Linked DNA regions of Mus musculus: region 2 is linked to region 1. Evidence: chromatin loops called from intact Hi-C (ENCODE). Cell type or tissue: left cerebral cortex. All regions are shown on one strand.

Region 1 (8,000 bases):
AAACAGGGGACACAAAGAGATTTGGGAAGTGTTGCGTCTGAAATCCAGGAAATGCCATCTTGGTGGATGTAGTCAACATTTATAAACTCCTGATTGGACCTCAGCACTGCAGATGGGTTGGTGATAAGGTGTCCTAAACTCAACATTATCCAGCTGACACTATAGTCACAGAAGTGCTTGGATTATCTAGGGGGATTGGAGATCTAGGGGAAGGCTCAACACTTCCCTTGTATCACCAACATTGTACAAAGCAATCCGGAAAGCGCTAGGGCCCTATGCTCAAGAAGAAAGGGGGTGCAGAAAAGAAGCCGGCCTCCTGACTTCCTGTTTATGGGATTATCTGCTGAGAGAAGTGGGGGAGGGCACTTACAAGGGTGGGACCTCCTGAGGTATGTGCAGTTTCAGACAGAGGAAAGAGGGAAGACAAACAAACCTGTTAGGTTGTAACAGCCAAGACTCAAAACCCTCATCTCCATTTAAGATTAGTGATACAGGCTCACAAGCAGTGACCTCTTTTATCTTTTAGAAAGCTCAGACTGTTCCTGGATTTTGCTTTTTAGGCCATCATCTGGGAAACTCCTCCTGTCACTCCTCACATCTTTCCACAGGTTCCTAATCTCAGTTCCCACTTGTCCTAGTTGTTGGGTTTGATTTTGGGGAACAAGAGGACCAGTGATTATCCACTTCACAGATGTGCTGAGCATCTTAAAGCTCCAAAGCAGAAGGACAAAGCAGGTGGAAATGAATCTTCAACTCTTTCATAGTCTGTTCGCGAACTAGGATTTATAGCATACAAAAGTCTGTTTTCACTTTAAAATCCAGAAATATACTGCAGAGATACCACAGGTACAAATGCAAGTGGCATTAACTACCTTGAGCAATACAAATTGGTTTATTACTTTTTGTTTTTCTATGTTATTTTTCTTAATGATAATCACTTTCAGGAAAAAAAAATGACCTTTCCTCACAAATATCAGAACAACTCTACCTGCTGCAAACCCAAAAATCCTTAAGAATGCAGATTTATTAATAAACTAAGCAGGGCAGTAGTGGCACATGCCATTAATCCCAGAACTCTGGAGGCAGAGGCAGGTGGATCTCTTCTGTGAGCCAAAAGCCAGAATGGTCTATGGAGTGAGTTCCAAGACAGCCAAAACTATACAGAGAAACCCTATCTTGCTCCCTCCCCTCAAATTAGGCTACTAATGGTTTCTTGTTTGTTTTTATTCAGAGACTCAAGTAGCCAGGCTGGTCTCCAAATCTCTATGTACCCAAGAGTGACCTGGACTCCTGATACTCCTGCTTCTACCTCCCAGGAGGGATTATAGGCAGTGCCATCCTTTCCTGCAGAAGGCTAGAGTTTTAATTCAGTTATCTTCAGAAAGATGATTTATTAGTACTCTGTGCTTCATTATTTTTCCATTGGCTAAAAGACTGTTTTTAAAATTCTGTTTCTATTACAGAATTATTTACCCTCCATGTCGTGAAAGTATTTTCCTTTAGACCTAGAGACATTAGATGCATTCCAGATGTATGTTACTTGGGTGACTGGATGATGGTGTGCAACTAGTACGAGCTCAGGATGCCAAAGTGAAGTAGTGACTAGTTTTAGTGGTCTGGATGGAAACAGAGGTTACTAAGGAAGCAGGATAAGAGGGAGTTTGACAGAGCCTTTCCCTTAAGAGACATGATGGCACTTAGATCAATTTTTGGAAAACCTTTTTCCCTTCATTTTATATACCACTCCTAATGCTGCTTTGGGGATAACAGCTTGGGTAAATACATCCATACATATGAGTAGATACTTTGATTTGTACGGCTGGTGTCCATATTCACTTACTCTTTGAGACATCAACAATAATTCAATACAAATGGAAATCCTATGCCAAGGGTTTTCTCTCTCTCTCCTTCCCTCCCTCTACTGCAAAAGGACAATGTCCCTTCAGAGATCTTTACAAATTGGAGTTGAGTTGGGTATGGTGGCCAACACCTTTAATCCCAGCACTCGGGAGGCAGAGGCAGGCCTATTTCTTTGAGTTCAGAGCCAGCCTGGCCTACAAAGCATGTTCCAGGGCAGCCAGGGCTGGTACACAGAGGAACCCTGTCTTGAAACTAAACGGAAGGAAGGAAGGAAGGAAGGAAGGAAGGAAGGAAGGAAGGAAGGAAGGAAGGAAGGAAAGAAGGGAGAAAGAAAACACTAGATTTGTTTAGGGCTGGGTCCTGTAACTTCTAGCTTCCTTATCTCTCATTTATTAAAATTGGAGAGCTGACTGTAGTCAGATAGCAAGCAAGTGGGCTTCTATATACCGGGAGGGATTACTCTACTTCATTGCTAAGCACCAGATTAACAAATCTAATCACAGAGTTCTTGAAGGATCAGAGTTGAAGAAATCAGTATCACTGAGAGCTTGTAAGACGTACCTGTTGCATTGCTGGCTGCTTTGGCAGGTGATGTGGACTGTCCTGTCTGCACCTGTTAAACAAGAGGAAGGGTGAGAGGATCTTTAAAGTCACTTCTTGTTTTAACATGCTATTACTCTATGTAAAATTTGGGAGAAAATTATAAAATGCATGCTATAACTCCCATAAAACACAAAAACACATGAGAATTCCTAAAACCTAGAAAATTAGATTGACCTCTTATAGAAGGTCAAAGTAGAGAGAAATGAGGGCTGGGGTGGGCTGGGACACAACAAAAACCCTCCCCCAAATATTTTTTAGCATCATCTAATTATGAAAAATTCCTGATTGGTTTGAAGTAGCCATGTTCATAAATTGTTGAAAAACCTGATTTGTCAACATAATTTAAATTGGTAAATTTCTACCCGAAATTATTATTATTACTATTATTTATTTATTTATTTATTTATTTATTTACTTATGCCTAAAATCTCTGAAATCTGGATTGGTGAATCCCGCTTTGGGTGGGCACAAAACGAAGCCAATGTTAAGGAGGAAGACAGTTTACACATAGACCAAAAATAAAACCCAAGTGACACTGTTAGAAGAGAAGCCAACAGATTGCAAAGATCAAAGGCAAAAAAGAGAAGCTTGTTTGGTTAATGCTGGGGCTTTGGGGCATTTCATGTACTTGCGGGGCTCGTCCATCCATCCGCACCACACATCGTAGCCATGCTATTCTAAACTGATGATAAATCCAGCTCCAGGGCGGACAGGGCGCAAAGCCGGGATCTCGCACAGATCTCAGGATCCAAGACGCGGGGCCAGATCTCCCTTGTGGAGGAACCATGGCGTTTCTTCCGAGGTGACTGTTAGATAAAGCAGCGTCTTCATGTTCTTCGTCCGAGAAAGAAGCATTGGTCCAGAAATCAACAGGATAGGGGCTAAGATAAAAGGGAAGCGCCTTTCCCATCTTTTTAAATTTCCCGCACCCCGTTTTCTCTCCGCCTCCCCAACACCGTCTCTGCTTCCACCAGCAGCTCGAGGATCCCCGCACCGAGAGGCGGTCGGAGCAGGATAGTCTTAGGAAAGTAGGCGGGCCTGGCCCGCTGAGTATTTCGGTGCCCGATTTTTGCTGTCTTCGGCGGCAGTTCCTCCTCCGCTCGGTTACTGGATTGCACACGCGGCCGTGAGCTCGGCACTCGATTGCTTCGGCCTATCACCCTGGGATGCCGCCTGCCGCCGCCGCCAGCGCCGCGGCTGCCGGGCTTGTGGGTTTCTCAGAGGAGCGCGAGCCGGAGGAGCCCAAGCAGCGGCCGGAGCGGCGGCCTGAGAGTTAGCGGGCCGGCCTGCGCGTTCCGCGGGAGCAAGCCGACGCCAGGCGGACAGAAGCTGGGCCGGGGCGCGCCCCTCAGGCTGAGGGAGCCGGCGCTTTGAGCCCCCGAGGCGACGGCGGCGGGAGCCGGTCAGAGGGGGCGGCCCCTGGCGGCGACGCCCCCGAGCCCAGCCCTGCCTGGCCGAGCTCCATCCTCAGCCCAAGCCCGGGCGGCCCGCGAACGCGCCCGCGGGGGTTGAGCAGGGCTGCGTGGGGGCGGGAGGTGAGCCCGCGCTCCCGGGTGCTCCGCGTCCGCTCCGGACCCGCACCTGAGCCGGGACCCGCCTCCGCTCCGGACCACGCTGGACCCGCCTCCCGGCCCGGGTCCCACCCTCCGCTTGCAGGTGGGCTGCGGCGCCCGGCCTTCGGGCGGTGGGCGGCGGGGAAGGAGGTGAGCGGTGTCCGCGCCCGCAGCCGTTCGGGTGCTGGTGGCCGCGCCGTCGTCCCTTTCCCGCAGCCGGGAAGCCCGCCCCGCCGCCGCCGCCTGCTCCCTCTGGGACACCATGGAGCTGTCTCCGTCGTCCGGAGGAGCCGCGGAGGCGCTGTCGTGGCCGGAGATGTTCACGGGGCTGGAGTCCGACTCGCCGCTGCCCCCGGAGGATCTGGACGCGGTCGTCCCAGTCAGCGGAGCAGTGGCCGGTGGCATGCTGGATCGGATCCTTCTGGAGTCAGTGTGCCAGCAGCAGAGCTGGGTCCGGGTGTTCGGTAAGGATCACAAGTCGTCTGCCTCAGAGGCTGGCGTTTCTCATCTTTCCTTGGGCTCCGATGCATTCTTAGTCCCCCATCTATCCTAGGTCAGCTGTCCACATCTTTTTTTGGTTGTTGTTGTTGTTGTTGCAGAAAATGCTTTTTGACAAGTTTATCCAATATATAGCGCCTGGTTATGTGACTCAGTAGGCTCCTTTGGACCTCTTTAGATATCCACAGTAAGTTTATAGAGTTGAGCTATCTGGACGTAATTCTTAGGTGATTAATTAAAGGCACTTGCTGCTGAGTCCTCAGGAAGGTAGAATGGAACAAGGCACAAAACCAAGTGAATGGGATTTCATTTCCTTCCTGTTGTGTGAAGCAAGTGTTGAGAGAAAGATATGAAAAAGCTTAGTAGAAGATGAGCTAATGAATGAAAAACAAAACAAAACAAAATCGAGGGGTTGTGGGTGGGGGGCAGAGATGGGAGAGACACCCAGCCCTAGCCGTAGCCCTTGCACCAGCCCCAGTTCAAGTGTTTGGTAGCAGTAGATTTACCGACAGCTTTTCCTTGAACCGTACTCTCTGCTTGTCCTGAGTGTGTAGGTTGTTTCAGATTGCACTGCTGTTTCTGGTTTTCGTGGTTAAGCTACCCGGTTGTCACTCAGCAGGTTTAAAGTGATGAACACACTAAAGAAACTTTCCCTTTCTGCATTCCGAGTAACCATCTTTTAAATTAAACCTGAATGATGATTTTCTATTCAGGAAAGGCTGTGGCAACGTTAAACATGCTGTATGCATGGGTTAGCTGTGGCTTTCCAAAATATCAAGCTAGCAGAATGTTTCTGCTACACATGACCATAAAAGACATAGTAATGTGGTTGAATATAAGATGACCAATTTGAAGTATCTGGAATCACACAGTGTTGAGATGCTGTCCTGCAGTTTTGTTTGTCTAATATGCTGTTAGTGATCAGCATATTGTATTTATGGCTTGGCTTTCATACTTCCAAATAGGTTCTGTGCTTTATAATTCAAGACCATCTTTTCATGGTTTATAAGTTGTCTTTTGGACAGTTCAGTTGACTTCAGGAAAGATCCCAGACATTTGAATTCTTGCCTCAGTTCTGTCACTAAAAATTATTAAACAATTTAGGGCAGATAAGGCCATCTTTTTGCCTCAAATTCCTTATCTACAAAATGAGTGGATTAAATAATCTGTAGGGTCTTTTTAGTTATATAAAAAAAGCAACTCTCCTTATAGCTAGTTCTTAGAAATTTATGTATATACTACTTAGAATTTTGCTGGTGTTTCTAAATGTTTTTTTTTCTTTCTTTCTTTTTTCTCTTCCTTTTTGCTAAATGGGGGAATTAAAGCAAAGAGGTGGGAACTGACGCAGAGTTACTCAATTCATTCTCAGCAGGTTGGATTAAAAGCTTTGCTGCCTGGTAGTCCACCTGTCTGCTAGTTCAGGTTAGCTGATCACTTATAACAAAAGTTGATGAGAGTCTAAAAATGACTATAAATTGGAATACATTGTGGTTACATTTTATCTTCTGTCTGTATACACTTTCTCTTACTGTTTTTATACAATGTTAGAGAGAGGACCATGTTAGTATATATGATAATTGGCTGACAAGTGTTCAGAGCTGGATATTCTAGACCTTATTATTGTACATATCCTTCACATGTAACCCATGTAAATTTTTACTAATGTTTTGGTAGTCTGTTCTAGAACTGGACTTGTCATATGCACACACGTCTAAATATGTTTGAAGAAACCTAGAAATTAGTAGCACACAACTAGGGCCAAGAACCAGATAGTTTTCTTTTTGGTTTTGCCACAGCTTCGTTGTCATTTAATTTTGTCTGAGTCATTTTTATCTCCCTGGCTCCAGGTTTCTGCATACAATGTGGAATCTGAAGTAGTTGGCTTACATGCACATAAATTCATGCACAAGAAGTTATTCAGAGGAAGTATTTCTATGTTTAGTGGTAGAATTTCCACTGCATCATCTTTTTTTTTTTAATGTTTGATTTTTGTCAGTTAATTAAAACTCAGTTTTACTTGCTGTTTAATGCTGCTGCTTTTCTTTTAAGGATTTTTCCCTGGAGACTGCTTTGTTGTCCATACAAACCAAAACTAAGGGGGTCTTGCTTGTTTTAGATAGTTTTAAAATTGTTTATTGAGCCAGGCGTGGTGGCGCATGCCTTTAATCCCAGCACTTGGGAGGCAGAGGTAGGTGAATTTCTGAGTTCAAGGCCAGCCTGGTCTACAGAGTGAGTTCCAGGACAGCTAGGACTATGCAGAGAAACCCTGTCTTGACAAAACAAAAAACAAAAAACAAACAAAAAATTGTTTATTGTATGATTCTTTGAGGTTAGAATAATGTGGAAAATCAATTTTTAAAATTTATTTAAGCAGGGTCTCACTGCGTAGCCCTGGCTGGCCTGAAATTTGCCATATAGTCCAGGCTGGTCTCAAACTCATTGAGAACTACTTGCCTCTACCTCCTGAAATGCCTGGATTAAAGGCATGGGCAACCATGCCCAGCAAGAAAGTAAACATTTATGGAATATGTTTTTTTTTGTTTGTTTGTTTCTTGTCCGATTTGTGTATTCTTGGGTTATCTTTGATCCTCTACATAATTTATAGAGACTTTTTTTTTTTTAAGTGTGGTCCACTTGTTTCAGAGAAGTTTTCACTCCTCTCCTCTAAGTTTGTGGATTAAATATGGACTGTGGTCTAATTGGTCCCATTATTTAACTACAACTTGGCCTACAGATTCTGTCCTGACTTTTGAAGCCAGCTGTTGAACAAGCTCTCAGTTGAGCGCTTTTTAACTCACCATCAGGAGGACTCTGTTCTCACAAGGTAGGAAGGTAGCAGGATGCTGCTCAGGTCTGGCTTATGCAGGTGGAGATGGACGTGGTTTCAAAGGCTAATTATACTGAGGAGTGGTATTGAGTGAACCTGGATGCTGGCTAGCTCACATCCTCTTTGAGAATTTTCATTGAAATCATACAAAAAGACTAACAAAAATATTTCTCCTTTCTTAAGGATATCTCATAGAAACTTTGAGGCACAGTATTTCCTTAGTTTATTTCACAGATTTGAAAGACTGGCACTGTTTTTACTCTGGTTAACAAGTTTGGCTCTTTGGTTGCTAATGCATCCAGAGCTTTGTGTATTACCATGATTTGCTTTGGAATATGTTCAGAGCTTTGTAGTAGGTGGGTCTATATTTAGAGCACAAACAAATGCAAGTCTTTGAGACACAGCTAAGAGAAAATGTTTATACTATCCTTTGTTTGAGTAAAATGTTTCATTCCAGTATTAACAAATAAATTGTGTCTCCGTCCTGTCAAGAGTATAAAGTTTTGACATTAGTCTGTCTGTCTTGTTTATATGCTTCTCTTACCACCTCCTTTATTGTCCTCAGGTCTAGCGGATTGTTCCTGTGCCTCATAGTAAAGTGGCATTAAATGTTAATTCATCTTCCGTTTGACCATTTAGAGTTGAACCTGATTGATTTT
Region 2 (8,000 bases), 99 kb before region 1:
TTCTGAGCAAAACACTACAAGTGCTTGCCGTTCCTTTCGGTTGCCCCCGTCAGAACTAATTGAAAAGATCCTACCACTGAAGACATCGCACGTCTTGGTCCACAGGTGTAAAGATTTGAGCTGGAACTGGGCTGAAAGCTTCCTCCATGCTAGCTAATCTTCACAGTTTAGGGAGTTACTGTGCAAGCTTCAAGAAGTGGGGCAAGAAAAGAAAACTCTAGTCTTACCCAGATGAGAACTATCATACCAAGCGAGGCAAGATGTGTCTACTGGCACAATGGTGGTGTAACTGTTATGGGGGTAACCATTAGTTAACTTAGTTGGGGCCATTCTGAAGGAGAAATGAATGCCTAGTACTGTAAACTTAATTTAAAAATCCATGGCTGAAGAGGTCTTGGATATGGGGAAAGGGGAACTTGTCACTATTGTTCAGCTCAATTGACATGGTGCCCAACTGCCTTCTCAATATTTATGTCTATGCTCCCAGACAAGTGCTATTTTCAGCCTTAATCAGAGAAGTTTCTCTTCGCCAGGAATGGTGGTGAATACAGAAACTCAAGGCTGCTCAAGGTGCAGAGAACACAGGGTGGCTGAGTGTTCAGCCCTAAAGAAGACATTTACACCACACAATCTAAGGCTCAGAGAGCAAGGAAGAAGAGAGCATGGGAAAAATAAACGAGCCAAAAGATAGGGGAAAGGGCAGAGAAATGTCTTCTTCTGGGCACATCACCTCCCAGCATCCAAAGCTGCCTGCAATCAGCCTGCTTACGGCTCAACCTGTCAGTAGTAGGCGTGGATCAGGGAGGGGCCCTCAAGGCTCTATGCCTCCTGATTGATTCTGAAGCAGGGCAGTCAGTGGTGTATCTAATGATGACGATCCCATCAGATTCCAGTGAGGAATTCTAAACATGTTGTCACCCAGGCAGCCCTGGTTAAACTCAGTGGGGAACAAAACAAAAAGACATGAACATGGAAAAGAAACTTATTTAGGGAAGAGGATCATAAGAGATAGGAGATGAGAGGGGAGAGTGTCAGTAATTAGAAGGGGGTGTGTGTGTGTACACATATATCTGAAACTGTTAAAGAGCCAATCCAATAAAAGATTTTTTTTAATTAGTTCATCATTTTGCACCAATGGAATGACTTACAAGCTGGCAGTATGACACTCAAATTTCATTTTTAAAAAAAAGTGCAGTTTTAAAGTTCAGGTCTTACTCAGTGACATTGTAGAATAAATCCAAAATGGTCTTCATGATTTTCCTGAACACAAAATTCTCACTATTGTTTTCTTCACCCCTTCCCCCCCACCTCCCAAAATGCAAGACTTGCTTTCTCAACTGTTTAGAGCATGTCGTTTTATTTAGCTTTTATCTTTCATTCATAACGAACTTTTCACGTTGTTTTACTTTATTATTGATAATCTAACCCATCGTTACTATTTCCAACTGTCATTCTGCCCTTTCTCTTATCATAATAACCCACAGCTACCTTATCTTGTCTTCCGGAGAAGTACCTGTCCCTGACTTGCTATTGCGTTATCTGGTGGAATCCGTGGGGGACTGTTCATTTGAGAAACAATAGGGAAGGCCAGAAAGGATCAGAGATTTTGCCAAGCTCATTCGGTACATCTGCATTAGTCACCAAATGAAGAACTTCACAGGAAATCAATCAGAGGATTTCTAGCCCAATGTTTTCGTCCAAAAAAAGAAAAAGAAAAAAAGCACAGTACTTAGCAATAGGCATAGAATAGATTCAACACAAAAATGCAATTATGTAAAAACTCATTTCATGTGAATACAATGATTACAACCTTCAAAGTCATCCAGCCTGTATAAATAGGCTCATTCAGCCTACTGATAGATTGGTAGGTAGGTAGACAGCTATTCAACGATAAAAATAAGAACTCAAAGATTCATTTCTGGTTTTTTTCTCCTCATCCAATTTGTCAGCCAACAAAGTTCCATTCCACTTTCTGGTGTCCTACCTCTCTGCCCACTGTTCTTGGACAGAAATAGGCGGTGAATGCATACACGTGTTTCAGTGGAACTTACGTCCCTTGTTCTCTCAGTCTGGAATTAGTGCCTGCACATAGAGCTGCTCTCCGGGAGGGCTGCTCCGGTACTGAATTTAGCACATTAGGGCAATTTCTGTAGGAACCACTTATGATGGCAGAAACCAAGGGTCAAACTTCAGTTCTAGAGGACACCGAAGGGCATGTCAGGATGATGGAGAGGGTTCTTTTCTGAGCACAAATGTCTGCAGCCATCACAACACAGTTGCCAAAGTTTGCTGTTTTCTGGGGGCAGCTTATACAAATGACTGCTGCAGACTCTGTGTGCTGAGCAAACACTGCCCTTCCTGGCATTCCTCCTGTGCTGGAGTTTCTCTACAAGATTGCTACCACTGTTTTCTTTAACACTAAGGATACGCTTTGTATTCCTCATGGCATTAATGACATCATGTCCTCGTGCTGATCCGGGTGTCATTCATCAAATACATGATGTCATTAACTGACTCCAACTGGGGTCTAATTCATCTATAGAGAATGTGAAAACGCAGTTCTTTCATTCAACAAGTAATTATTGTTGAACATAAATTCATTTGTTAATTGAAATAAGATTATTTTTCTCCTATAGATGCTAATTCTCCATAGCTCCTCTAGTGAAGAAGGCAAATCCCAAAACTACATAGAAAGAATTCACAGTTCCTGTCCTTACCTAATAACTAGGGAGTAAGTGCCTCTTACATGCCGAGTTAAGCCACATAAAGAGAACAAGGTGAACTTACTCCTTGTATTCTTGGAGTTTACTGGTGTCTCAGGTTCTCTATTGCCATGATGAAACGCCATGACCAAAAGCAGTTTGGGGAAGGAAGGGTTTAACTGTAATTTGTGTTAAGTGTAATTTGGCTTACACTTCTACATCATAGTCCATCATTAAAGGAAGTCAGGACAGGAACTCAAATAGGACAGGAACTGGAGACAGGAGCTGATGCAGAGGTCACGAGGTGAGGGGTGCTTCTTACTGGCTTGTTCCTCATGGAGCTCAGTCTTTCTTATAGAACCCAGGACCACCAGCCCAGGGACTGCACCACCCACAGTGAGCTGGTCCCTCCCTCATCAATCACTAATTAAGAAAATGCCTTACAGCTGGATCTTACAGAGGCGTTTTCTCAACTGAGACTCTCTCCTCTCTCGTGACTGTAGTTTGTGTCAAGTTGACATTAAACTTAGCCAAGACAACTATCTAATGGGGACACAGACAAATTAGTTACAATGGTGTGTATGGGGAATGAGAGTATGAAGCAAGTGAAATCCATTATGAAGGAGCCACACTCAGTCAAAGAAAGCTTTTCAAAAGAAAAGCAGCTGCAACTGAGACCTGCAAACTAAGAGTGCACCATCCTGGAAGTAGGTGAAAGAGACAAGTGTGCTCCGGCGAGAACGGTGAACACTGGAAAAAGATTCTTAGGCAAAGGAAAGCCTAGGGCACAACAGTCACAGTCAGTGGCATAGGTCATAGACGTGATGATTGGAGAGCCTAGAACATAAAGAGCAGCACTGACAGTTAAAGCCACCCAGCCCATCCTAGCTGCCTCACTCAGCCTCACAGAAAGGTATGTAGCCCCACCTCTCCCAAGACCTGGGTGTGGGTTTTTTTTTGTTTTTGTTTTCTTTTAGGGAGGGTTGGGTTTGCTGGGATGTTTTTGTTTTGTTGTCCTGGTTGTCATCATTGTTGTTGTTGTTGTTGTTGTTGTTTGGGTGTGTTTGTTTGTTTTTGAGGCCAAATTTCTCTGTGTAGCCCTGGCTGTCAGGAACTCACTCTGTAGACCAGGCTGGCCTCCACCTACCTTTGCCTGCTGAGCGCTGGGATTAAAAGCATGTGCTGTCAACTCACAGCTAAGACCTAGGGTTCTTTACTTAAAAAAACATATCTGCTATTTCTGCCTGCCCAACATCCTGTCATTTCTGACAATAATTCATCAGTTTTCCTTTAAAAAATCTTCCCAGTCTATTCTTAACTTATATACCACATATGAGACATAGCCCATCTTTTGATCTAAGAGTGGGCACAAATATTCAGGCATAAATATGAGAATTTTATGTCTCCCTAACCACAGAGACTAATTCAGCATCCAGCACATGTCCAGGGACATCTCACTCTGAACTGGAGCTTGGGGGTGGTGATGTCTCCAACCTACAGAAGTTTTCCTGAAACCACTGAAGAAGAAGAAAAATACTCTTCCCACTGGGTTAGCTGAGATAGCACAAAGCCAATATGGGTGGAACTGGTAGCCATCTCCTCCCCCACCCATTCGCTCGATAATAGTCTATTAAGTAACTGCTATGTGCCTTATGCTGTTATAAGCATCAGGATTTCAAAATAAAACAATTCTGTCTCATACCTTCCTAACATCAGGTGGTAAATTGTGGGCTACTAAGGGGGTAGGGAAAGAGGGGGAGGGGGAGAATGCCCGCGTCCAGCCAGAGTTCCTCCTGTGCTCTGGGCAGGCAGACGTGGGAGGGCTGCCAGACGCTTTCCACTTGGCCCCGGGTGGGCATCTAAGCCACTGATCCCCCTTGACGGGGGGTGGGGGGTGAATAGGAGGCTGCCCCCAATATCAGGGGCCCTGGGGCGACACCCTCGGCCCCAGGAATATGGGAGAAAGGGCAGAGGGAGAGAGGTTCCCACACAGGCGAGAGTCTTTAGTCCGGTCTGTGGCTGGAGCACAGGAAGGCCTTCTGACGAGAGATTAGGAATGGCTCATTAGAAGAAAGCCTATCCCATCGTTCAAGCATGGCAGGCCTTGATGAACAGAGACAGTCTATGGTTTTAGAGCTTTATTGTAGAAAAGCAGGGGGAAAGAGAAAAGGTAAAAGAGAGAGAGAGAAGAGGCCAAGAGGAGGGAAGGGGAAAAGAAGAGAAAGAAGAAAGGCTAAAGTAAGAGAGAGAGTAAGAAAGAGGGAGAGAGAGGAAGAGAGAACAAGGAGAGTATGAGGAGAGAGAAAGCAAGGGGGAGAGTGTAAGAGAGTGAGGAGGGGCCAAGCAGCCCCTCTTATGGTGGGACATTATCTTGGTGTTGCTAGGTAACTGGGAGAAGTCTAGCCTGAAGGTCAGAAGCTTGAGACATTGTCTCCATGACTACTAGCCACACACTTCTCCTGTGGGGGCTGTGGGGGGCGGTAACTTCGACAGGAGCCTTGAGTCCAGGAGACATGAGGGAACGCCTACCACCCCATGTAGGTGAATTATCACCACCAGGTCCCGGGGTTCCACACCTCAGTTCAACTGGAGACCAGCCTGTCTGTGAATAGCCCATTGCCCCACAGTAAATAGTGGAGAGAATGGTTCCAGAATGCTATACCACAGGCAAGGCGAAGCTTCAAAGACAGTCAGTAATGTTCTCCTTAATTCAGTACAGGCTTCAGGCCAAACTAAGGGACTGGTGGTAAGGAAGACTGATCTAGGTGTGGGTGTCAGATTCAAAATATAGCAAGGAAGCAGAATAAGCAGGTTAATTGGACTTACACAGTCCTGGATTGGTGACCTCAGATGCTGATGTCCCTGGTCAAGAATTTTACTGGGAGAACCATGTTGGGCCACGGTGAGTTTAGTTGCCTTTGGGAATGCTTGCTGGAGGGGTCCAAAGCGGCAACAGTGAGTCAGGAGGAACTCCCAAGAGAAGTCTAAGGAGACATGGGTTTGTGGCAGATGATATTCATCTGTTTATGCGTTGTGTTTTTGTCCTGAAGATTTTGTGTGCTTTAATCTAGGCAGTAGCAACACCCACATCATAATTAAAATCACTGCTATAAATGAGACCATCAAAGGTGAACACAGGCTTCAAAATAACCGTTTAGGTGAGAAAGGAAGACAGAAAGGTCCATGAACACTGAGAACACAGGGTCAGAACTGCATTGAGGGAGATGACAGCAGGAAGGCCAGTGAGTGCGTCTGACGCCAGAGTAACCTGGGCGACCTGGGCCACAAGAGATCCAGTACCAAACAGAACAGGACGGGGTGGGGGGGGGGGAGGAAAGAAAATAGTGTAGGAGACCACATCCTATACAAATTTGAAACTGTGTTAATGCAGTTTCATGGGGTTGATGGAAAGATCAGGATGGAGAGAAGAGAGCAGACGTGGTGAAGGAGCTGTGCGTTTTCATTGGCTGGCTTGGTGATTAGTGGATAATGTAAAATGGAACACAGAAGAGTTTTTAACTCAAAATGGGAAACCAATGAAAGAAGAGGCTGAAGGAGCAAGTAAATAAAGAACTGGGAGATGGAGGTGGTAGTCTCTGGGGAGGGGACTTGTCCAGGTCAAAAGGACACTTTAGCTTGGTGTAGTATCAAATGCCTATAGTCCCAGCACTTGAGTCTAAAGTAGGAGGCTAAAGAGTTCAAGGCCAGCCTAGACTGTATAGTAAGCTGCAGGCAGGCCTGGGCTACCTGTCTCAAACAATAACAAACAACCATAACCATGAAGAACCGCAATAAATGCAAAAGTACAGACAGCAAGGGATGCATGCAGAACTGTGTGCATAGTTTAGTGAGCTAGACTAGGCAAGGCTGATGGGGGAATATGTGTGTAGTAATTATGTTAAAGAAATCTATCATTTCTATTAAAGCATCTTATGAGTTTCCCCCAGTTTCCAGGGTAATCAGTTGATCTATGGTGGTGAATTTCTGGAAGCCAGGAAACCCCACACAGTCACTAACGGCAAATATTCTATATTTTAGTTAAAACTACTGCCTGTTTTATTTATTTATTTATTTATTTTTACTCCTTCAAATTTCTTTCAGGTCATCTTAAGAACTTTCACTTTGTCCCTCTGTCCCTCAAAAGTCATCAGTAGTAAGGCTCCTGTCCCAAGCACTCGAAAACCGATACCCAGATATCTAAGATGAGGTGGCATCGAATCACTATTTCTAAGGCCTTTTTTCTTGAAAGCAAGGCTTGTTCCTAAAGTATTTATACTGTGAGTGGGTCCTCTCTAGGAGGATCTTCCCAGACTCTTCCAGAATATCACAAGGTGAAGAGTCCTAATTGGTGATGGGTGAGATACACTCCTAAGGAAAATATCCATCCTTTTACATGTGGACAAAATCCAGAGCTGTGTGAGAAACTGTTCAGCAAGCAGGAAACTCACACCAGGCGGGAGCTCATCCATCCCCATGCAGTCACTACACAGCCCATGAGCTGCAGCCCAGAGTGGCACATGGCTCATCAGGATCTGCGCCAGGACCCAGCTCTCTCTTCTCCCAGCCCAGCGGTCACTCCTCCCCTCGTACGTAACATCTGTTTTTCCTACTGAGCTGCAAATTCCACAGGGGCCATCACTTCTTCCACTTTGTTTGCCTAGGTTTTCCCAGCAGAGAGGTGGGAGTTAAAAATATCTGTTGGCCAAAACATTAACTGCACTCCAGGTAGGCAACAGGTGGTCCCTTTTGAGGTTTCCTGCAAAGCTGGTGAGCAGAAAAAAAAAGTCTCCAAAGAAAGAAAGAGAGAAAGAGAGAGAGAGAGAGAGAGAGAGAGAGAGAGAGGGAGGGAGGGAGGGAGGGAGGGAGGAAGGAAGAAGGAAGGAAGGAAGGAAGGAAGGAAGGAAGGAAGAAAGAAAGAAAGAAAGAAAGAAAGAAAGAAAGAAAGAAAGAAAGAAAGAAAGAAAGAAAGAAAGAAAAAGAAAGGAAGAAAAGGAAGGAAAATCACCAACCTGTAAACACATGGTTTATGAACTCGGCAAATAGCAGGAACTCTGGACCCAACTTCAGGATATAAACCTTGGGAACAGAAGCCACACAGCCACCGCTTGCTCACCACTCTGTGCCAAGTCCTCATTTGTCACAGTTGGCAGGCACCAGGCCCCTAGTCATCTGTATAGCTTGAGAACAGAAGTTTCCACATTGTCTCTAAGTCAGCTTTAACCAGCTTGAATCCTCCTTAAAATATTTAACGGGCTCTATCCTCTCCCCAAACACTGTAATTGCCAAGTCTCCTTTCAT

What was found. Peaks named below come from ENCODE experiments on the same cell type or tissue, not always from the same donor. Only the 100,000 strongest peaks of a DNase experiment are listed, where the experiment ranks them.
Region 2: it touches region 1 in a loop (2.1-fold over the local background); 2 of 42 quality-filtered maps call a loop at or near these places.

The regions. Positions count from the first base shown.
Region 1 is chr1:157,408,217-157,416,216 of GRCm38, reverse strand. It overlaps Rasal2 (RAS protein activator like 2), which reads left to right and starts at 3,622. Exons shown (of 18, transcript NM_177644.5): 1 at 3,622-4,480. The coding sequence starts at 4,279. It overlaps 2810025M15Rik (RIKEN cDNA 2810025M15 gene), which reads right to left and starts at 3,865. Exons shown (of 3, transcript NR_027984.1): 1 at 3,092-3,865; 2 at 2,422-2,473. In left cerebral cortex, CTCF peaks have their summits at 3,651 and 4,372; DNase peaks (open chromatin) are centred at 5,027, 5,262, 6,264, 7,617 and 2 more places; H3K4me3 peaks cover 4,058 bases; H3K27ac peaks cover 2,541 bases.
Region 2 is chr1:157,507,265-157,515,264 of GRCm38, reverse strand. It overlaps Gm15486 (predicted gene 15486), which reads left to right and starts at 3,542. Exons shown (of 3, transcript NR_151610.1): 1 at 3,542-3,615. It also overlaps a transcript of Sec16b not described here. In left cerebral cortex, no CTCF peak of the experiment used is centred here; DNase peaks (open chromatin) are centred at 3,919, 4,116, 7,223, 7,847 and 1 more place; H3K27ac peaks cover 1,098 bases.